Linked DNA regions of Homo sapiens: regions 1 and 2 are each linked to region 3. A link is a loop called in an ENCODE intact Hi-C map of the cell type or tissue named here. Cell type or tissue: sigmoid colon. All regions are shown on one strand.

Region 1 (8,000 bases), 160 kb after region 3:
GGGCTTGCACTTTCTCCCCATGACTCTGTGGGTTTTCTCCGGTGCTCTGGTTTTCTCCCACATCTCAAAGATGTGCCTGTTCACGAATGGGTGTGTCTACAGGGCGTCCTGGGAGTGAGCGTGGGTGTGAGAATGAGGGGCCCTGCCGTTGCCCGAGGGCTGCTTCCTGCCTTGCGCCCGGAGCTGCTGCCAGGATGGGCTCCGATCACCTGTGACCCTGAACTGGAATAAGCGGGTTGGGAAACGAATGCATAAAAACAAATTATTGTAAAATAACAATTTGTAAAGTCTACTATCACCCTACAAATGCATGGCAATGACCCAAGTGGCTGGAGAGGGCTCAGGGAGCCCACCCTGTTTGTTTTTAACTTTGTGGGAGTAGAAGGTGGTCCTCACAGTTTTTGCTTTGATTTCACCCCCCACCACAATGACTACTGTCACTCCCTGATTCACCAGGAATTGGATAAATAATGATCTTACTTGTTTTAATTAATCTTTCTTAAATGTATGTACGGCTCATTTATTTCAGTGTTGAATATTAGAAATGTTTTGGGTCTATATTTAGAAGACTGGTGATGTTTTTGTGACCAGAAATATGTTGTTAGGAACTTAAGTCTTGTCTGTATCGACTGGCCTATGGTAAAGTTGGTTTCTGTATTTGTTGTTCCACTTAAAGTCACAGTTTCCAAGCACCTCTTGCTGACGTTAAGTGAGAACTTACCATACAGAGCCAGTTCCCATGCTGTGTTCAAGGTTCTGGGGATACAAAAAGAAAATAAAGCCAGGCCCCTGTTCTCGGGAAGTTCACTGTCTATGCAGAGGCCTCTCTACTGACTCACAGGGCACCGACAGCAAGTACGCAGAGACCTGAAAGCAATGCAAGTTCATGGAAGGCTGAAAGAATTACAGAAGCAGTTCCGAAACCATAGAAATCATCCTCTCCGACTCCCTTTTAATTCATGAATCCTCTCTACGTCATTTCTTGTGAGTGATCCTGTGGTATTGGTTAAAATATCTCCAGTGGTGAAGATAATAACTGAATAGTGCAGCACACACTCAGCTAACAAGGGGTTCGCTCTCACACTCTCCTCATGGTCTCTGCATAGCCCTGTAAGCCACACTTGGCTAATGCCATAAGATATTCTTGGGTGGAGTTTGAATGCAAAAGGCTATAGCCTCTGGGGATGGGGGGGTACCCCAAGGTGTCACCCAACAACCCCTTGCTCCAGCTGCCTGAAGCTTCTGGATTCTCCCTGTCATTTCCCAGACTTGACTTTTAACCAGAAGACAGTGGGCACTAGAGGAAGGCACAGGCCAGGTCTCTCCTGGAGAATGCTATGGGGGTTTCTAAATGCACGATGTCATCATTTTCTGGAGTGGATAGAACCTGCTGTGCTAAGCTCGCCCCATCCCACCCTCCAGCCAGGTGGCGTGCGCATCTCCAGTTCACACAGACAGGTCTTACTGCAGGTAAGACCACCCTCATCCTGGGCCTCTCCACTTCCCTTAGCAACAGGAGTTAACATGGAGTCAGACATATTCAGGTGTTTCAGGGCTTAAGGTGGAGTCCTGACAACCTGGATGCTGTAGCTAAAACCTCCCCTCACTACTTCCGGAACAAAAAGGTGGCCGGGCTCTGAGTACCATCCCTCTGTTGACAGCTTCCCATGGCCCAAGTCCTATCCTGATGCTTGCCAGAGACCCCTAGGCTCTGCATCCTGGCTCACCTCCATCTCCACAAGAAGCCCAGGGCTTCAGGGTCACCACCCCCATTCCCACGTGGCTTTCCCCTTCTCTGTTCTGCTTCCGAAAGCACAGGTGGATCTGCCGCAGCACGGAGGAAGCTTAGGCTACGGGCCCCTCGTGTTCACGTGTGCCTGCCAAGGCCAGGCCTTTTCTCTTCCAGGGCACAAAAAAGGAAGCAGCTGTGTGGGTGCTGGAGGCTGCTGAGCCTCTCAACAGCATGAAGTCTGCGCTCCACCATGACAGTTCATCCTTCGCACACCCTCAGCTCCCCTCCCCTGCTCTTGTCATCAAAATCACTTGGCTTAGGCCAACTCCAGCCTAATGTGTACCATCTAGCTGAAGATAGCTGGAGGACACTCAGCTAGTGGACCGGTCTTGCTTAGATGTATGACTGCTGCTCTCCAGCGGACCCCAGACAGCCTCATCCACCCCACTCCCTTAGCTCCACCCAAACTTTGCTCCAAGGTCACCTTGTCAGCGAGGCCTTTCTTGATGGCCTTCCTGAAAATGCAGACCTCCCATCCTGGACGTTCTCACCTTCTTACCGCCTTGCCTTTTTTCCCTGTGTTCAACATTTACATCCTTTTTTCTTGTACTTATTCATTTTATTTCCCCCACTGAAATGTAGGCCATAGTTTGTTTAATAGTTTGCTCAGTGCCTGGAAAGGTGCCTGCTACGTATTAGGTGCTCAAACAAAGGATTTTGGAGAAAATGGATGAATGACAGAATTGTGCTAAAATAAAGAGACCACCAGAGATGAAATGGTAAGCAAAGGCCCTGCAGTGCACCCTCCCGTTCAGACAGACAGAGGGACAAGAGTTGGCCTCGGATGCAGGCAGGGAGCCACTGGGCCACCTGAGTGGCAGATGACTGCAGGAGCCCCAGGACTTCAGGGAGGCAGGGTGTCCTCTAGACACGGGAGGGAGGTGCTGAAGCCGTGTTGGGGAGGCGGGTGGGGTGTCATGTAGACATGGGAAGGGAGGTGCTGAAGCCGTGTTGGGGAGGCGGGTGGGGTGTCCTCTAGACACGGGGAGGGAGGTGCTGAAGCCGTGTTGGGGAGGCGGGTGGGGTGTCATCTAGACATGGGGAGGGAGGTGCTGAAGCCGTGTTAGGCCACAAGGGCAGCGATGTATTGCGAATGACATTTCAGCCTCTCTGACTATTGAGATTCTTCTCTCTCTTGCTTTCCTACATCTACTACATCTGATAGAACAAAAGATGCATTATTTTTCCCAGAAAGAACTATAACAGAGAATGACTCTGCATCCGGGGCCTGTGTGATGGGTGGAATGTTAACAATGGAAGGCTGGTTGGGCGCAGTGGCTCATGCCTGTAATCCCAGCACTTTGGGAGGCCGAGGCGGGCGGATCACGAGGTCAGGAGATCGAGACCATCCTGACTAACACGGTGAAACCCCGTCTCTACTAAAAATACAAAAAATTATCCGGGCATGGTGGCGGGCGCCTGTGGTCCCAGCTGCTCGGGAGGCTGAGGCAGGAGAATGGCGTGAACCCGGGAGACGGAGGTTGCAGTGAGCCGAGATCGCGCCACAGCACTCCCACCTGGGCGACAGAGCGAGACTCCGTCTCAAAAAAAAAAAAAAAAAAAAGAATGGAAGGCAGTAAAGAATGGACTGACTTAAAGGCAGATGGAATTTCACATCCTCCCACTGTTGGTTGCTACTTAACGGCACACATAACTCGCATCAGAATAGGTTTTTGAATGATTTCCTTTGTTAATGCTAAGCAACACTTTATGCACGGTGTGATGAGGAAGACACTTAACAAGGTCAAGGAAATGCTGGTAGAAAAGACCACACATCGGGTACAGTGTACATTGCTTGAGTGACGAGTGCACCAAAATCTCGGAAATTACCGCTAAAGAACTTATCCATGTAACAACAAACCACCCTTTTCCCAAGAACTATTGAAACAATCATAATAATAGTAAGGCAGGTCCCCAGGTCTACCATTGGCAAGAGCGGATTATGGGCGCAGCCATACTGCTGCCTTCTAGCGGTGGAGTGAAGTATCACACACAATTTAACAAAGATGGGGCCTCACATTTGTTGTGGCTTTTTGTTTATTTTTTTTTTTTTTGAAAAAGAGCAGAGCACATGTTGATAGGTAGAACATTTTATTTTAAAGTTTATTGTTAACATAACCTGTGGCTCAAAATCAGTGGAGATATTGGTATTATATTAGGCAGATGCCCCCTGTTAATGGATTCGGTAAAGGAAATCAGCAACCGGGCTGCTGAGTGGAATTGTGTCCCCGCCCACCTGAATACATAATAAAGATTCTAGAAATCAAAAAGAGAAGCAAAGTGCTGGGAGCTATAATCAAACAAGACAAAGAATCTTCGTGGCCACAACCACAACATTCTACACATGTGAATATGAGATAAGAGAAACCTGGAGAATTTAGTAACTGTTGAAATGAAAACGTACTGGAAACAATTGGTAGCAATTTACAGATGGAGCCACCCTTTTGTTGCTACAGATTAGTAAGGAGAATTGAGCTATACTGAGCACAAAATATACCAGGTACATAGTAAGCTAAAATTATCAACTTTAACAACAAAAATATATGATGCTAGGACCTGCATTTTGGCCTTTCACAGATAGTAAACATGGCCAAAGTTCTTTTGCTACTTACTTACATCCTAAAAGCAAGAAAATAAAAAAAGTGAACTCCGAGAGACCCCAGTCTGTGCAGTTAAAAACTGCGGGGCATGAGGACGCACGCTGCAGAGGTGTGTTAGTGTGTTGTTCTGATTTATTGAAAGACCATCATTTCTAATTATGAGAAGAAATATTGTACCAGAAAAGAACCTCAAATGAAACGTATGCTCATGCTCATGTGAAATGGGGGGAGGATGAGGATGGAGTGAAATATTTAACAGGTAAAGAGAGGCCCAGGCAACCTGTTGTGTTTTCTAAGACCTCAGCTCTGGTAGTCTGTGCCAAGTGTGTGGCGGATACACGGTAATTCAGGACAAGCTGAAGCCAGTTGTAGGCATCAGATGTGATTCTCTAAATGCGATTTAAGGGACTCAGGAAGGAGTGAACAGGTGGGTGCGAGCCTGGGCTTGTGGGGTGCCCCCCACAGGAAAAAGGAAGTGGCCGTCTTTGTCAGGCATGTGGGTGAGCGGTTACGACGTCATGGAATGCTGAAGATCTAGAGGTAGTGGTGAAATCCCTTCAACATGTGGAATTAGCAATGTCCCCAGCTCTATGGAGAAAGATTTATTGTGAGAAGGTAGTGATGGCTAAGGATACAATCAGGAGAAGCCCATGATGATGAAAGGGAGTCATCTGGAGTCTCACAGCAAGAGTGGATTTCCAGGAGGGTGGGTCCCCTGCTTTTGAAGAGGACTGTTTTCCATTCTTTTGGCATAAAGATAGAAATTTTTATAACTTTAAAAAACACACTTATTCTGCATATTATATATGTAGCTGTGATCGTAATTGAAATACCAGTTTCTGTTGGAATACAGGATTTTTTATTCTCTTTCCCCATTTGTATTAATTTTAGGGTTGCATTTGCTTTCAATCATGCAGAAGCATGACATTATACTTCCTTCAAAACTGTTTTTTTTTTTTTGCTGTTTTTTGTAAATATATATATATTTTTGCTTTACATATACTGAATCCTGTCCAGGAATTTGTTCATTCACAATTTTATTTTGGTGCTCATTTGTAAAAGTTTTACTGCTATATTTGCCTTTCATGTTTCACACTCAAAGAGTCAAAGTTATTTTATAATATGGCTTTTTAGTTCCCAGTATTTGCTAGATATGATGGTGTTATTTGCTCTCGCAGTGTCAGTGCCTAGCATTAGACCTAATTTTCCAGCAAACGTGCTCTATTTTGTTACTCGGTACATGCCAATATGAACCACTATACTTTTTCTTTAGCTTTGTGATTTGACATTTTCCTTTTAGAGTTAATAAATTATATCGCATGTGCACAACTTTAAAATCACTTTCAATGCAGGTTGAATGTTTTCAAAAAACTTTCTTGTACAATTGAAGGGCATTTGAATATGTCTGCACATTTTGTATAAAAGTTAATATGATGATTATAACAAATAATTGTTAAACTATGAGTATTGATTTCCCTGCAACCTGAAATTATCTAACTAGTGCAAACATAAATCAATTGAATTATATTTATCTCAATGTGACGTTATCTTGATGTAGTTGGTTTGGCAATAATGAGATTGACAATGGAGAATTTGAGGGATTACAGACATTTTGTAGCCATTATGGCTGATATGAAAAACCAAAATATTAATTTATGAACACTACCTTGGGATTTCTGAATTCTTCCTTCTTTTTTCCAGGGAAATATTCACTTTATTGACAAATTTAGATATGGAGAAAATAAAACACTTAGCTGATTTCAAATTTTCTAAGATTGTTAAGTTGCTCGGGAAATCTTAAATTTCTTGTTTTAATATTGTGTGTTTGAGATCTCTCACTGGCCGGGTGTGGTGGCTCATGCCTGTAATCCCAGCACTTTGGGAGGCCAAGGTGGGCAGATCGCTTGAGCTCAAGAGTTTGAGACCAGCCTGGGCAACATGGCAAAACCCCATCTCTACAAAAAGTACCAAAAATTAGCCAGGCGTGGTGATGCGCACTTGTGGTCTCAGCTGCTTGGAAAGCTGAGGTGGGAGGATTGCTTGAGACTGGGAGGCGGAGGTTGCAGTGAGCTGAGATCACACCTGGGTGACAGAGTGAGACCCTGCCTGTATGACTATTGCTGTCTTTTCTATTGGAAAATTTTTAAAGAATACAAATACTGAAAATAATAAAACCCAAAACTCAAGTGCTCACCTTTGAAGATTAACAAATGTGAATGTGTTAAAAATATTTTCTTCAGATCATTCTTTACATAAAATAAATAAAGCGTTGTCAGTAAAGTCAAAGTCTTTTTCGTATTTTTCCCCTGCTAACCTATTTTAATTGGAGAGGGAAAAGGGTGGAGGGGGAACAGCCCCTGATGCATTTGCAACTTCCAAATGTTCACGGAAGGTGCCGCAGACCGATGGTTATGTTAGAAACTGTCACTCGTGTCCTGTCCGCTTTAACTCTGCAGACTACTGGAAGAAAATCCGTCAAGTGGACGAGTGAGGCCTGGGAGCAGCTGAAACGCGGAGATGCTTCACATCTGATCCAAGCATTTGGATCCAACCCATTTTGCCACTCACTCGCTCTACTTAGGGTTTCCTCCGGAGCTGCTGGCAGCCCCACGTGGGTGTCAAACTTGGGCCTGGGATGATGTTCACTGGGAATCATAGGATTCAGAAATTCAAGTATTGGGATCAACGTAGCAAACCACCTTCATTTTACAGATGAGGAAGCCAAGGGCAGGAGAGTAAAGGAACATGTTTTCAGGACACACAATTAAGGCAGGAGTGAGCAAGACCTAATTCCATCTGCCCCCTTTTCTTCCATCTCCTCCTCAATTCATCTCTTTTTCAATCAATCTGAACCAGAGCCAGTGATTTTAATATTCAGGCAGTTTCAAGACCATTCACTTTATAACCATTTTAAGATGGAACTAAAATTCAAAAAATGTTTTATTCTGCCTGGTAATAGAACTGGTTCCTTCCAGTGGGTTCGTGGTCTCAGTGACTTCAACAACGGAGCCCCAAACCTTCACGGTGAGTGTTACAGCTCTTAAAAATGGCACGGATCCAAAGCGTGAGCAGCAACGAGAGTTATTGTGAAAAGCAAAAAGAATAAAGCTTTCACGGTATGGGAGAGAACCCAGGGAGTTCGAGGTGTTGGCTGCCGGGGGGTGGCAAGCTTTTATACCCTTATTGGTCCCTGCCCATGTTCCGTTTTTGTCCTATCATCCTATCAGAGTGCCCTTTTTTCAATCCTCCCTGTGATTGGCTACTTTTCGACTCCTGCTGATTGGTGCATTTTACAGAGTGCTGATTGGTGCATTTTGCAGAGCGCTGATTGGTGCATTTTGCAGAGCGCTGATTGGTGCATTTTACAATCCCCTTGCTAGCTACAGAACACTGATTGGTGCATTTTACAGTCCTAGCTACAGAGTGATTGGTGCATTTTACAATCCTCTTGTAAGACAGAAAAGTTCTCCAAATCCCCACTCCACCCAGGAAGTCCAGTTGGCTTCACCTCTCAGAACCTCAGTTCTAAAAGAAAATGTTTCATAAAACAGCAGAAAGAAGTTCTTGGATATGAAATATCTTTTTCCAAGCAAGTATTAGGTGATTAA
Region 2 (8,000 bases), 91 kb after region 3:
TGGGAATCATAGGAGAGATTTTTTAAAAATTCTTATCTGCAAAGGTAGAATGAATGGGAACAAAAGCACTGACTGTGTATTTCTTCTTAGTCAGCTTCTTCCAGTTGAGCCCATTTTCTTGGCAAATCAACTCTTTTGTTAGGTTGAAAAGGGTATCATTTCCTTTTCACAGTAAAATCAGGAATTTCATTTTGTGCAATACTACAGCATTTCCTGTCATTGAATTCTAATGGTTTGGGAGTGTGTTCTTTACCTAGCTTTCCAATACAAAGCAAGGAACAGAAAAAAAAAGTCTCTTTCCATTTGCAATAGTTTCTTTTTTTTTTCTTTTTTTAAATTATTATTATACTTTAAGTTTTAGGGTACATGTGCACAATGTGCAGGTTAGTTACATATGTATACATGTGCCATGCTGGTGCGCTGCACCCATTAACTCGTCATCTAGCATTAGGTATATCTCCTAAGGCTATCCCTCCCCCCTCCCCCCACCCCACAACAGTCCCCAGAGTGTGATGTTCCCCTTCCTGTGTCCATGTGTTCTCATTGTTCAATTCCCATCTATGAGTGAGAACATGCGGTGTTTGGTTTTTTGTCCTTGCGATAGTTTACTGAGAATGATGATTTCCAATTTCATCCATGTCCCTACAAAGGACATGAACTCATCATTTTTTATGGCTGCATAGTATTCCATGGTGTATATGTGCCACATTTTCTTAATCCAGTCTATCGTTGTTGGACATTTGGGTTGGTTCCAAGTCTTTGCTATTGTGAATAGTGCCGCAATAAACATACGTGTGCATGTGTCTTTATAGCAGCATGATTTATAGTCCTTTGGGTATGTACCCAGTAATGGGATGGCTGGGTCGAATGGTATTTCTAGTTCTAGATCCCTGAGGAATCCCCACACTGTTTCAAAATATACATGGCTTGAGATTTTGTAAGTTTAGGAATTTCCAGCCACAGGAAAATCAAGAACTGTGAACTGCCGTAGCATCTGCTCTCACTCCCAGGGAGGGCAGCTCTGGGAGGAATGGCCCACGGAGCATGCGCAGCTGTGGCCTTCCAGCCTGCCCCTCTGGCCCTCAGGTGCCGCGGTCTGCTTCTCTTCTTGTCTTCTGTCTTTTCACCACCATACCGGCAGCTCTTGGCGTTTGTTAGCACCTTCCATCCATCCAAGTGGCTTCCAGAGAATTATCTAATGAATTCATACCAGTGTAAGTTATTCATAGGGTTTAACTGATTTATTCAGCAAATGTGCAAATGTTTCCAAGCACCCTACTTGTTGAGGTCTCTGAGAAATATAGAAATGATGCTGGCACTTGATAAAATACCAAAATAAATCACCACCCTGCAAGGCTTTGGGCTCAGTGTCAGAGATGGAAGGGACCTTGATACCACGCAGACCAAACCTCTGATTTCATAGATGAGAAAGTTAAGGCCTAGAACTAGCCAGTGACATGAGCAGATTTCCACTAAAACTCCGTAGAAATCTGCTGGTCTCTCTGCTGCTCTTTCTGGATTGCATCAATATCCAAATCTTTCTCACATGTTGTGGTAGATGAAATTGCTGTTAAAATATTCACTGCCCCTCTGACAGGCTTCTCCCACTGAGGGAATGACACACCCTCATCCCACTAACATCAGCCTTGGCCCTGACTTGCTTTGAGAGTGGAATGAGAGCAGAGGTGACCTATGCCGTAGCGCGACAGAAGCTATCTGCCTTTGTTTTTTTTTTTTTTCTTCCAGGGCATCCACATTAATCTGGATAAAGGCTGCTTCTTCAGCCACAGCTAAGGTGCATGTAATAGGAATGAGAGCCACCTGTGTTTCAGAAAGCGTCTGGGATTTTAGAGCTGCTTGTAACTGCAGCCTAACACAGCCTCAGCCGACTGATACATCCAGTGTCGTCAAAACAGAGCAGGTATTGTTCCATTCTGTACAGTTTAACCTTAATCGGGACCCTCATGTGCACTGGGATCCTGATTTGGGTTCATGGACGGAAGACGCCCATGTACTGTGTGCTCCAGTGCTCCGTGGACGGTCTGGTCTTTTCCCAGGCTGGGCATGGACAGAGAAGGGCACACCTGGAAAGCCAGGGACTCTGCTGTCCTGCAGTGGCCAGGTTTACCCACGCCTTGAGAGGCTTTCATTTGAAATTCAGGGCCCCAACTTAGCTGTCCAGGTGGGAGAGACTCTCCAGAAAAAAAGGATGAAGATGTGCTTTCTGTCTTTGTATTTTTGGTAACTTCAGATAGCCTCAACGTGAGCCACGTGTTCCTAAAGAAAAAATCAGAAAACATATCCATGACATAGGCCAGTAGGGAACGTATTTATGAGAAAGCAGGAAAGCAGGCCCAGGGCACACAGATCTTATCTGGGGAGGTGGCTTTTCTACTGGACTTTGAAGAATGAATAAGAATTTGACATTCAGAGATGGCAGGAAACAGCCATTTGTGGTAAAGGCTCATTGTGATCGGAGACATTAGAACAGAAAGGCCTGGGATGTTTCAGAAAGTTGGTAGTGCAGTTTTTATTACTTCTTACAGGAACATGTTCCTCTTAACAGCAGAAAGAGGCTTAACCTAAAGAATTTAATTGCTAACTATACAATTATGTTTACTAGGTTAGGCCAAGTATTTTGTTGTCTGTTTTTGTTTTATGAAGGAGAGGAGGTTGCTGTGGATCACCACACGTGTCTACCTAGTCTTTGATGGCTTACAGCATTTTACTGATATTTAGGCACTGATCATGTATAAGGATAACTCGTCCACTTTTATCTGTGTTCTCTATCCTGGACACTGAGCTACTCAAGGGCAGGGTGAGTGTCTTGCTGAACTGATATCCTGAAGCTGAGCACAGTTCTTGACACAAATGGGAATGCAGCAAATGCTTATTGAGGAATAAATCAATAAATATGGCTAGCCTGCCTCAATCTTAAAATGTAGAAAATGTGCCCATTTTCTGAAGTGAAGGTATTATGTGCCTCTCTTCAATATGTAGAAAAATCAAAATCATCATCATGATTCACCCAACGTGTGTAATGGCCGACCCTGAACAGCGAGTCAAATGTTTTCCTTTAGAAGAGGGTTCACAGCTGTGCTGGGCATCTTCCTGTTTTATTTGTGACCATGGGTGCCTTTGCAAATCCATTTGTGACTAAATTCACAAAAATTTAGTCACCAAAAAAATGAGAAGAAGCAATATGTAATTGCCCTTTGAAATTGATTTGCAAACCATTGTTTATTTCAGCTCAGTGTTTTAAAATGATATTCACAATAATGTGAATGTCTCTTCCTGCCCCAGCTCATTCTATGGTCCATGCATGTTTCTGAATCATATGGCTGAGCTATAATCCCCAGAAACCAGGGACAGCTGTCCGTGGACGGACATGCTTTTCTGGAAGGATCTCTCCACTGGACACCTTACAGCTGGTGGGAATTACCTGAGCCATGGTGATATGGAAAAACCCACATCAGTCAGGATGCTATGACTAATAGAGTCTAATATAGTTCTTTAAAAGAGGTAATTAATTTGTTAGCACAAAATGGCCAGAATGATTTATAGAAATAAAATAGATACTGCATATAAATAAGTACTTACTGTTGATGTCATCATTGGAGGCAGTGTAGACATGCATAAACAGATGGAAAATGGGGCTGTTGATTAGATACTAGTTCTGCCCTCTATTGCCTTGGGAAAATTAACCACTCTAAGCTGCAGTTTTTTAATGTGCCTGATGGAGATAATGTTTTCTACTTGTCTGCATCGTGGTGCATGGCACAAGCAGGTACCTTAAATATTTGTTTCCTTTTCTTTTTCCATCATAAATAAGGATTTATTATGTGCTGTAACAAATTATTCTTCATGATGATTACTTAATTATTTTTTATTGACTTGGTTTTTATTTGATTTTTGATGATATTTTAAATTATTACACAATCAGTTACCTTTGATCGTGACTGTATTTGCTAAATACAAAATAGTTACCGTTCCTTCTGTGAGCAAAGCAATCGGCTCAGGGCTAATGTTCACTGGCACGGTGCTTACCCAGGATTTCCCTCCTTCCTTCCCAGCCCTTAAATCTCCTCCCTCCCACCATCCTCCTGATGAAATACATTCCCAAACCATAGCCTGTTTAGAGGTTGTGGCACATGGCCATCTTCAATATAGCAGTCCACTCTGAATTTAAATTTGTCACCATTTTCCTTAGAGGGAATGAGAAGGAAAATGAATTTAATTTAGTATAAAAAATAAACATTTCTGGGCACTGGAAATGTCTGTGGTGTTTTAAGAGCTGTTATCATTAATCAGTCAAGCATGTTTACCCAGACCCAGGATTGCTTATGAAACTGAACCGCACGCCCCGAAGCCCTTCAATGAGAGATGGCCACCAAAAGCTGAGGCAGGGAGTGCGTGTTCCCGGTCATCGTCACAGGCCCCAGCTGCTCACGGGGGTGGCATCTTTCAGAGCATGCTCCTCATGGCTGAAAGGAGGTGACACAAAGCAGTCGTTGGAAGTATTGGAAAGCACCACGTGTGCTATTGTTACCTTGTGGCTCTCCAGTTCTGGCCAGGGTATTTTCTTGTGGTTGTGCTTCTAATAGTCCATCCTGTTATAATTTTCAAAGGCAACATCATCTGCATGAATTCTTTTTATGCCAGTTGTAAAACAGCCATGATAATTATTATCATTAGGTGATTCTCACCACACAAAAGGGGGCATGGCATCTGCCAGGCGGGGAAGGTTATTTAGGAGCCAACAAAGCCAGGAGGTGGGCAGGCAGCACTCGCAGTCTGCGCTGGAACGAGCAGAGTCTGGGCCGGGGAGAGCTGGTGCGCGTGTCACTTGAATGTGCGCCTCCACTGCCCACAAAACACTTCCCTTAGAAACAAAGGCAAAAAGGAAGCCCAACATAGAAAACGTGAAACCAAAAAACAGCAGATTCATTCATTCAAGACACATGTGTTGAGTTCTAATTATATGCTTGACACAGGTCTAGGCTCTAGTGAGGAACCTGAAACAAGGCAACACTCCTCCCTGCCCAGAGGTAGCACAGGCGTTCCAGAGGGAGAGAGCGATAATGAGCACTTGCATATTTAATATAATGCCCGACGGGGCAGCATTCACTGAGAAAGCAGAGAGCAAGGGGAGGAGATAAAGGCTGACCGGAGGGCAGGGGGCCTATTTCACATGGAGGTCATGGGAAACAACTGAGGGAGATGACATTTGGCAAGAGACCTAATGAAGTGAGTAAGTCGTAAGAATTCAGGGGAGAAGGGAAGTGTTCTAAGTGGAAAGGACCAGCAAGTGCAAAGGCCCTGAGGCATACACGAATGTGATCCGGGAAGTGCAAAGGCCCTGAGGCATACACGAATGTGATCCGGGAAGTGCAAAGGCCCTGAGGCATACACGAATGTGATCCAGGAAGAGCAAAGTGGTCCTCCAGGCAATCACAGAAAAAGAGGGCAAGAACAATGGGGTGGAGGTCGATGAGCTACGCAGGAAGCAGGTCAGGGCGGATACCACGGGCTGCACAGTGAGGAGTTTGGATGGAATTGTGGGATTTTGATGGGCAGGAGAGAGGATGATATGATTTGTGTGTATAGAGATCGGCTATAGGGTTGCAAGAGTCTGAAACATGGAGAAGAATTTGCAGGCGTTTGCGTTAGCCTAGGCCTGCAATGGTGATGGCTCTGAAAGGAGTGGAGGCAAATGTGAGGAGCAGGTGCATTTGAGCTGTGCTTTGCAGGTAGAACTGGGGGCCTTGCTGATGGAGTGAATGTGAGGAGGGTGAGAAAAAAGATAAACTATTACAGCATAGTAGTGCTTACGAGCAAAGACTAACCGTAACCCTAGGGTTAGGAGATGATAAGAGCCTACGTCGTTCAAGTCTTGTCTTTGCTCCTTACTAGCTGTGTAAATTTGGGCAAGGTATTTAACCTGTCTGTGCCCATCTGTAAAATGGGGATGATCATAGTATCTCCTTCGACTGGGGATTGTGAGTGTGCATGGGACACACACACGTGTTTAGAACACAATCTGGCCTCCAATAAGAATATATGTGTTAGTAATTACTATTATTGGTGAATTAAGCAATTAGGTGAATTTGGTGCCATTTACTGAGATGGAGAAGACTGGAGGAGGAGTGAATTTTGGGGAAAATCTTAGGAATTCTGTTTCGGAAGTGTTCAGTTTAAGATGTTTATCAGACTTATACACAGAGGTGTTGAGCTGGACATAGGAATCTGAAGGTCCCAGGGAAAAAGGAACTAGAAATAGAGATGCGATCTTTAAAGCATGACTCCTGAAAGAGATCAGAAACATTGAGAGCTTGGGGAAAGGAGGAAGAGTCAGCAAAGGGAGTTAAAAGAAAGGGCCGACAGTGTTGGAGAAAATTAAGTGTTCATTTTCTAAGAGAAACAGTGCTTCAAGAAAGAGGCAAGGCCAACTCACAAAGTCCAGTAAAGTTTGGAGCCATGGACGCTGCAACTTGTACAAGAGGCTTCAGTGTTGTGTGAGGTCAGACGCCTTTGCGGAGTGGGCCTGGAGAGCAGGCAGGTGAGAAAGTGCAGATGGTGTATTAGAAAGGCAGCCGCCAGGGTGCCTCCGCCCAGATGCGTGCAAGCTTGAGCTTTACAAACCCTTCACTTTCATGTTGGCACTGCTGTAAGGCCCATGGTTTTCTTGTTCCCTTCCTATTCTTTCAGGAAGGAATCAGAGTCAGCAATGATGGTTCTGTTGCTTAAAACTAGTGACACTGGCACACTCACCTGAATGGTGCACAATTTGGCACAAACGGATTTATGGATGTGAGTTGGAAATTGAGAGATTCTGTGTCCTAAAACCAATCTATAGATGATGATCTCCAGGTAATAGAAAGTTTTCCTGCCCTCTAAAATGATCCTATGTGTTTAATACAAATGTGCAAATAAATAAGACATCTGTACTAGCAATGAAAAGCAATCAGACAAATCGTGTAATTTTGGAAATCCTCACAAATGCTTCTTGTTTTTGTTTTGTTTTTGAGACAGAGTTTTGCTCTTGTTGCCCAGGCTGGAGTGCAGTGGCATGATCTTGGCTCACTGCAACCTCCACCTTCCAGGTTCAAGCGATTGTCCTGTCTCAGCCTCCTGAGTAGCTGGGATTACGGGCACCCACCACTACGCCCGGCTAACTTTTTGTATTTTTAATAGAGAGGGGGTTTCACCATGTTGGCCAGGATGGTCTCGAACTCCTGACCTCAGGTGATCCACCCACCTCGGCCTCCCAAAGTGCTGGGATTACAGGCGTGAGTCACCGCGCCTGGCCCACTAATGCTTCTTAACCTGTCCCTTCCTTTATGGACTTAATTGCGTCTTCCCAACATTCACATGTTGAAGTATGTGACTGTATGTGGAGATGGGACCTATAAGGAGATAACCAAGGTTAAATGAGATTGGAAGGGTAGGGCCTTGATCCAACAGGACTGATGTCCTTATAAGAAGAGAGAGAGGCATGAGGGCCATGGGAGGACACAGCAAGGGGCGCCATCTGCAAGACAAGGAGAGGTCTCAGAAGAAACCAGGCATGCCGATCTTGATCTCGATCACTGACTTGCGGCCTCTGAAACTCAAAAACGTGTTGTTTAAGCCAACCTGTCTCTGGTACTTTGTCACAGCAGCTGGAGCTGACTAATACACTTAACCTCACATACCTATTTGAATGATGTTCTTTAATCTCTTTAATCATGGTATCTCTTTAATCTCTTCCCTCTCCAGCAACCCCACTGTCGGTGCCCTCATTCAGGCACTCACTACCTTCTTCCTGCACCATTAGAAAAGTCTTCATATTGGTTTCATGTCTGCCCTAATCAACCCATTCCCTACACTCTTTCCAAGTCATCTGTCTTAGGACCAGAGCCAGGAATAGGATTAATTGGAGTCAGAGCTTCCCTTTAGGGCACTTCACCTGTTGGAGAACTGGAGAAAATATGAAGAGGATGCTCACTACGGGTGCAGGT
Region 3 (8,000 bases):
CTGGTACTGCCATAGGTGGTCTGTGCTCTCTGCCTGCCAGGTATTCGAACCTACTTGAGTCTTGGGGGCATTTTCACGGGTTCCCTAAAGGGCTCTGGAGGACTCCTCCAGCCATGACTCATGGATGCATCTGCTTCCTATTGCCACTCCTCAGCCTCCAGTGGTCTCAGTCTTACCGCAGACACTCCCTGCTGGAGCCCCTCCACGTTCAGGTGACCAGTGCCCATAGGCACAACTTCCAATGGCCTGGAGCCCACTCTCTCTAGCAAGGTGCTTGCACACCTGGACATGGAGAACACCCCTAAAATGCAGCCACCTCTACTGTCCATGCAGGCTCTGTGTCTCACAGCTGCAGGGAACACTGTCACCTGGAGGTCCCACTCACCAGGCCTCAGTGAAGACGGTCACATGCTCTGCATCCTCCCACTTCATGGCCTACCCCAGCTCTCCCCACAGATATCTCTGCACAAACCCTCCTTGCCTCTCTACACATCCTCTCCCTCTGTGGTCCCTAGAAGAACAGGGAATGTGAGCTGCAAAACCAGATCTCGAGGAGTTCCTCTATCAACCCTGCACAGCGAGACGCCACTCACTCCAAAGTCTAATGCCTACTGCGTGAGCATCTCAGCCAGGACAGGGCGTCCCATTCACATTCGGTAACACTGTCCTTCTTCACTATGTTCCTTTTTTGACTGGGTGGGGGATGCCTTGCTTAGAATGATGATAACAGAAAAGAAGACAGATGAGATTTTGGGAGGTGGCACCACTTCCACCGAGACTGAGTCGATCGTGCATCTTTTCTCACTAGCTTCACGAGTTAAAAGATTTATAGTCTGAATCCTCCCGATACATGCATGTGGCATTCATTACTTGCTGGTCCTTTTCACCGGTCAGCAGTCTCTGGGAGGGAGGTGGAGAACTTTGAGTTTTTAGAAGTTTATTTTGGTTTGGATTCTTCATGCTGGTTCTCATACTTTACTTAGTAAGAAAATCCTTTCACCTTTGGAAGTTTTTCTCACTTTATTTATCTGCACCCCATGCCTCCAAGTTAGAGCTTTGGGGGAATATAGAGACTGAGTGGAGGCTTAGGCTAAGCTGTGACATGCTGAACCCCGGCTAAGTGACCCAGAAGTGCCTCCTTCTGCAGTCCTGCTCTAACCGGCAGGCAGCATCTGCCTGGAGCACTGTGTGAGGGATCACGGGCTTTGTCTCAACTCAGCTAGAAAGAATGACATGACCAATTAGTAAGGCGTGTCATCGCGGGCAGAAGTCATGGTGGCTGCAGACCATGTTTCTGTCGACCTTCCTTCTAGACACGGCCATTCAATGTGGTGTCTCACACTTCACTTGGTCAGAGAGTTAAATGGTCTGAACAGAATCAAAATGCGCTACTGGTATCAACTAAGTTCCTACTAACAACAGTCTTCACACCTGATTTAAGTACAAGACATCCTCATCCAGCAGGGATCAAGTCCAAGTAACCTAAGGACACAGCTGAGAAAAAAGAAACGAAAGAAGGCTGAGAAGTCAAACAGCTTCTGTGCCCCTCCCCCACGCCCATGGTGCTGCGCTGTGCCTCGGTGTTTCTCTGCCCATAATCGAACAGGGAATGAACGGCAGTTGCTAGCGTTAAGAGCTGATGATGTGAAGAAAGGATCTGTGACACAATGGTAGCAAGTAACGCAAGAAAGTATAAAATGCAGACACAAAACTCAAAAATACAGCAGCTGCATGCCCTGGAGAAACGGCTAAGAACACACAGTCCCCATGGGTCTGGCAGCTACGTCATACTCCACGTGTTTAGCCAAAATAAAAAATGTTTTAAAAAACAGAATGTACACAGCACATACAGAAAAGGCTCTGTCCTAAACAGTTACAATGCTTAAATTGGTGGTACTGATGGTACTGAACAATGTAAACCAGCAGCTCAGAGCTTTCCATTCTGTACTCCATTTTTAAAATTCCCCTGATACTTAAACTCTGGTAACATCTCACTTACAATGCATTACTAAATTGTTATTTTTACAAATCTAAACTGCTCTCAGTTATATCATAACATAAAGGCCTGATGTCTAGTGGAGGGCTCCAGGAGAGGGACTGTTAAGATTTTAAGAAACTCTCCTACCCCCAGGAGTCCCTCCCTCCCTCATCCTCAGAAGGAGCAGGGATGGGTCTAGCCAGTCCCTAGCAGTGGGGCCCCTGGCCAGAAAGCAGTGGGTCTGGTGAGGTCCCCACTGGCCCTGCACTCCCAGCTCTTCAGCCATGAACATCCCGTGCACCACAGGCCGCTGGGAGGACACGGGTGGCAGAGCCTGAGACTTGGCTTCTGCATTGGAGTGAGCAGGGAGGCCCAAGCCCCTGGAGCTGGATTCTGAGATTCGAGCCCCACCCACCCGCCAGCACCCCTACCCGGATGCGTCGTTCCTTCAGGCCCCTGAACTGGGCCAGGTACAATTTGAAAAGCACTACATCTCTTGGTCAAAATACCACCTCCCCTAAGACGGAGCTGATTATTCTGAGAGTTCTTACTGAAGACATTAAAACTCTTTCACTGATCTTAATTGGAAGACATGTATTGAGACTTATAGCAGAAATCAGCCTTACAAGAACAAGACAGACATTATTTTCAAGATGGTGAAATTCTAACACAGATGTCAAATAATCTTCCCCAAATCACACCATTAAGGCCAGGACTAACCTTGCCCGGACACACAGAGCCTGTTTCTAGTGGACACTGTTGGCTATGACCCACCAATCACCCTGGACCCTCTCTGCTGAAACACAGCCCCCCAATTGCCCCTTAACTGGGGAGAGATCAACCACCATAAGCCAACCGCGCTTGTCATATTCCCCCTGCTCTTGATTGGATAAACTTGTTTTTGAACAGTGATGTCGGAGGAAGGTCTGTTGGAGCACATCTGGGAAAGGTCTCCATACTTTCAAGAAGGGAAACCAAGAAGAGACACCATCTTTCTGCCTGAGAACATCATTATGTCCAGTTTCAACCACAATTGCTAAGGAAATGTGTTTTATGCTAAGGGCAACAGAACAGCCAGCAAACCCAGGCTCCTCACATCTTGGTGACATGACTGACTCAACCAACCTTTGGAGTCTGCCATCAATGAATATTGTATATTATGAAAAAGTAGATTTTATTTTTGTTTAAATCAATCTTAATTGCAGGTGAAGGCATCCTGATTCCATATTCTATTGCAAAATATATGCCTAAATATACTGATCTTTTATGCAAACACCTCAAAAATGTGAAATAAATGAGTTAGAAAAAACAAAAAATGAATACCAATGCCAGAGTCCATGAAGCTCCATGGGTAACACAGCTGCAAAAGTACAGGTGGCTCATCTCAGTATTCCCAACGGGAAGCAGCAGTAATAAGCAGTGGCTAAGAGCACAGGCTCTGGGTTCAATCTCGATGTTTGCTCAATCCACCTGTATAATCTCGAGAAGTTATTCCATTATGAATGGATCACCATACCTTCCTCTTAGGAATGTTTTGAAGATCAGAGTAGATAATGCTTGTGGAAGCCTAGCAGTTTCTGACACATGATAAATGCTCAAAAATGTTATTTGCTATTATTTTTATTATTTATACTTATTTATATCTTACAGACTAATTTCCTAAGTATTATTTGATTCCCATGACAATAACTGAGTTAAATATTTCCATGTTCCAGATGAGGAAATGGCCTCTGAGAGGTTATATGTAAACAGTCGAGATTTGAACCTGGTACTTCTACTGTCAAACAGAGAACCAGAGGGTTTTAGGTGGGAAATACGATCACAACTACAAATCCGTAAAGATGACAATGCAGGAGAGTGCGAAAGGGGAGCTGCTTTCAAATGAAGAGAATTGCTAATGCCCTTAATAACAGTAACAGGAAAGGAAGAGGTAGTATATCAACACAGCTAATGAAGCACGGAGTAAAAACTCTTACGTTTGTTCAGAATAACTGGATTTCGGATTCTACATTTCCAAGTGAAGTCCCGGCTCAGACACATCAGAAAAAGCAACATACGCTCTGAGTACTTCAAACCAAGCCTGCATTTTAAATCCACTAGCACAGAGTTAGGACTGAAAGTGACAGAGACCCTACTGTGTAAACTCACGAAATGTTTTCATCGAGGAATCGAAACACACAGTTTCAGTCACGGACAATTCCTGCCACCCTGAACAGATATGTTTTCCATTAGATGGCAGTGTAAGGTCAGATTTAAACCTTCTAAAAAACAGCTAGCCCCAAGCCAGGAGAAGACACAGGCCTGTGGACTGAGCGAAGAGACACAAACAGGCACGTTCTTCACACTTCAGCACTTGCTTTCCAGTATGAGGACTCTCTGCAGCAATGACCCATGCAGCATGCAAATCAATGGGCCTCCTTCTGAGACAGCCCCAGCCACCCCACACACAGTGAGGCCTGGCTGCAGCGGTGTTATTCCGCGCTTGCGGCAAAGAGAACACACTTTCTTGATTTGGCGGATGGAAGACGGAGGGGGGAGGCCAACAGTGAAAGTGGGCATTGCTAGTTCTTTGTGTGCATGCTACACATATCTCTCGTAGCTTTCAATTTTTACCAACATTGTTTACACTCTGTTGTATTACGTATTATAAGTTTGTTTCCGTTCTTTTTTTTTTTTTTTTTTTTTTGTCTGACCCAGTTTCTGGACTTGAAGGCGTTCTCATTGCCCATCTATTTTTACACAAGTTCTAAAGGTAAAGTCACCTAAGGCTCTTTTCTTCTGCACTCATATTAAGAATTAATTTGCCGTCAGTTTTCCTCTTTTAAAATACAGTCTTCTAAATGTGGTGGGAAAATTGAAATTGGTCTTTTCTTTCTGTTTGAAGCCAGGCCGATTCGAAGAAAATCAGGTTTGCATCGCCCATAACACCCATGTAGAAATAAAACAGACACTAGTGGTGCAACAACTGACTCTTCTAGACAGCCATTCCCAGGTAATAAGTCACAAAAACAGTTGAGATCATATAAAAACAGTACAAAGCTCCTGATTTCTGCCCCTGCGCCCATATACAGACCGTCTCCTACACATTACCCATAAATACCCTCTTGTTAGGCAATTGAGTATTGATTTCAAGAAACAAAGCCTAGCAAAGGTTCTTACTTAACATGAACCTGTTTTTACCTTCCTTTTTGGTTTAAATAGTTTGTCAGCATTACAACTGAAGTCATGCAAAGACCACATATATTTGTGACAACTGCCATCGTAAAGCAGAAATATAGACTTTTTACAAGCAAATCCTAGTCTCAATTCAAAGTGAAGTTATTTTTTCTGAGCAATTAGTAACATTTTTATAAGTATCATGACACTCTGTGTGCAAAAACATCAGTTAAAAATTTAGGAATATGAAGGGTCTTAACAGTCAAAGACAGCCAACAAATGCCACGTTGTTAAACTTGCAGGCTGAAAGAAAAAAGCATGCAGCCTGGGTCCACCGGTAAAATATTTATTAAACTCTGACTCACCCCAAAGAGCCACAAGGCAACCGTACTGTGTTACTCTCACTGGCTTTGCCATCTTCAGCTGAACCGGACACCACACGCAGGGCCCCTCACGTTCCCAGTGTGCACGCTAGACCGTCAGCTGTCGAGAATTTATCACCACAAACTGACTTCTCTCCTGAAGGCTGCCTCCCCACTGCAATCTGATAACTCACTAGGACCACAGCACTCACAAATTCTTCAAACCTTTTTTTTTTTGAGACAGACTCTCACTCTGTCACCCAGGTTGAAGTGCAGTGACCCGACCTCTGCTCACTGCAACTTCCACCTCCTGAGTTCAAGTGATTCTCCTGCCTCAGCCTCCCAAGTAGCTGAGATTACATGCGCCTGCCACCACGCCCAGCTAATTTTTTGTATTTTTAGTAGAGACGGGGTTTCACCACGTTGGCCAGGCTGGTCTCAAACTCCTGACCTCAAGTGATCCGCCCGCCTCGGCCTCTCAAAGTGCTGGGATTACAGGCGTGAGCCACCACGCCCGGCCGCAAACTTTTTTAAGTATGTTTCCACAAACAAATAATACTAAAACCCTATTATTCCTTCAATACTGACATTTTCAAAAAGTAGGTGCTCTCTAGGTTTTTAATTATTTTTTTAAAAGCCCCAAATGACATTAATAAACAGAACTAAAAGACAGTAGGGATCCTGACCTGAGTACAATACCATCCTCTACCAAAGCCTTCATCTGAAAAATAGTAAGTAAATCAGCAAAATAAAACCCACATCAACATTCTACAGTCTGCCTTTCCTTCCTTTTATCTTTCTCTAAAACAAGATTTATCTAACAGAGGTCAAAGAATTCAGTAAGATAAACACAGCTTTCTTGACAGTATCCAAAAAAAAAAAAAAAAAAAAAGAAGCCTGGAAAAGCATTTTTCTGGCCAAAAGCATTATCTTCTCTTGGTTTCTACACCTATTCTTACTTTCATCTTTCATTTTCTTGCTTCCTGGAATCTCTACATCTAGCCTCTCTTTCTTTTGAAAGTCTTTTGCCAAACACTTTCAGACGGACAGAAGGATGACTGGATGTCTGTTCACGGCCTAAAGGGCCCTCCCCGTGTTCCCTGATGCTACAGGATCCGCGCCTTTCTCTGATCATTGGCTATTCTGAGTCTCTATTAGAAAGACAGAGCTGGCTTGTGGAGGGCTAATGGCGATGCCAGGGATTCCTGTCCACAGAAATGCACATCAGGTGAGGATACCACTGGCTCCTCCGAGACGGAGTGACGGTCTTGCATCTTTCGGCATTTCTCATTGCGTATGTCTCCCCTCTGGACTTTCCTTTGGGCTGGATTTAACATCTTATTGGTTCTTTCCTTAATTATGAGTTAAATAAAAGCTCTGACATCTATTTATTTTATATTTGTATAAGAATCATGATTTTCCCTTTTTCAAAAATTATCCTTTAATATTTTACTTTATCCCATGGCTGAGCAAATATTTCTGAAACTTAAGTAACAATCTGTACAGTAACATCAAAATCTGTTAATTTTATTCCCACTGAAGTACTTATTGGATAAATGTACATAATGTTATTTTAAAATTTTAAAACACTTTAGTACCCTGGAATCTTAAGTCATTAAACAAAAACTTTTCCTATGTGGCAGAACAATGAATAGTATATATCCAAGAAGAGCAAAGAATCCTGTAAGGATGAACACTTGTGAGGCACTTGCTATGCTCCAAGTTGTTTACCTCCTCACTTCCTGATTCCTCGCATCGACCCTAAGGAACAGGTACTGCATTGTACACCTGAGGAAACTGAGGCAAAAGGAATCTAAGTAACTTACTCAATGTCATATTGCTAGTAAGTGGCACAGCCCAAGTTCAAATTGAGAGAGTTTTGCCCCACACAAAATCAAACTACCTCTCAGAGAAGAAAAGAACATTTTAAGAAAGCTAAGTACTTTCAGTGCCATTATTCTTCACTGCCATTACCAATCTCATCAAATAATTAACCTGACACTTATTAGGAACACTGCTGTTAGACGCAGTTCAGGCCAAACCACACTGTGGGCAGCAGCAACAGGAATAATAAAGAGATTCAAAGGCTGAGAAGGTGTGGGGAGGTAGAGAGAACAGGGGTGGGGGTAAACACCAAAACAGAAGTTGAAGAAATCACGTTTATGATAGTAAACGTCTGAATGAACCCTAACTGATAATTTTGTCCAAGTCTCATACTAAATATATTTTGTATATCTCCATATTCCTTTTGCCCATGTATAAAACTGGCTCTTGGTTATGAAGAGCAGCTCAGAGGGCCTCCTGCTCCACACTTCTCAGGCAGGTTGGAAAGAGACTGGCTTTCCAGAGCCTTGAAGCACCCATAAGGGGCTTACTATCAACTGCAAGTCTATTCATGCTTAAAACTGTGCTCAAATAAATACCCAACTGTTACCATTATTTTCTAAACCTTCTCAATCTTTGAACTCTTAATTTTGGAGGCACTGGAATCCTTAAACGGCTCT

What was found. Peaks named below come from ENCODE experiments on the same cell type or tissue, not always from the same donor. Only the 100,000 strongest peaks of a DNase experiment are listed, where the experiment ranks them.
Region 1: it touches region 3 in a loop (5-fold over the local background); 8 of 110 quality-filtered maps call a loop at or near these places.
Region 2: it touches region 3 in a loop (2.8-fold over the local background); 7 of 110 quality-filtered maps call a loop at or near these places.

What each region holds. Positions count from the first base shown.
Region 1 is chr6:783,392-791,391 of GRCh38, forward strand. No RefSeq gene overlaps it. Among named protein-coding and RNA genes, the nearest start is that of EXOC2, 94 kb to the left of the region's middle. In sigmoid colon, CTCF peaks have their summits at 3,757 (motif pointing left) and 3,958; no DNase peak of the experiment used is centred here; H3K27me3 peaks cover 1,055 bases.
Region 2 is chr6:711,968-719,967 of GRCh38, forward strand. No RefSeq gene overlaps it. Among named protein-coding and RNA genes, the nearest start is that of EXOC2, 23 kb to the left of the region's middle. In sigmoid colon, no CTCF peak of the experiment used is centred here; a DNase peak (open chromatin) is centred at 4,405; H3K4me3 peaks cover 98 bases; H3K27ac peaks cover 817 bases.
Region 3 is chr6:620,877-628,876 of GRCh38, forward strand. The region is part of intron 4 of EXOC2 (exocyst complex component 2); the gene reads right to left. Among named protein-coding and RNA genes, the nearest start is that of HUS1B, 32 kb to the right of the region's middle. In sigmoid colon, a CTCF peak has its summit at 4,131; a DNase peak (open chromatin) is centred at 4,359; H3K27ac peaks cover 850 bases.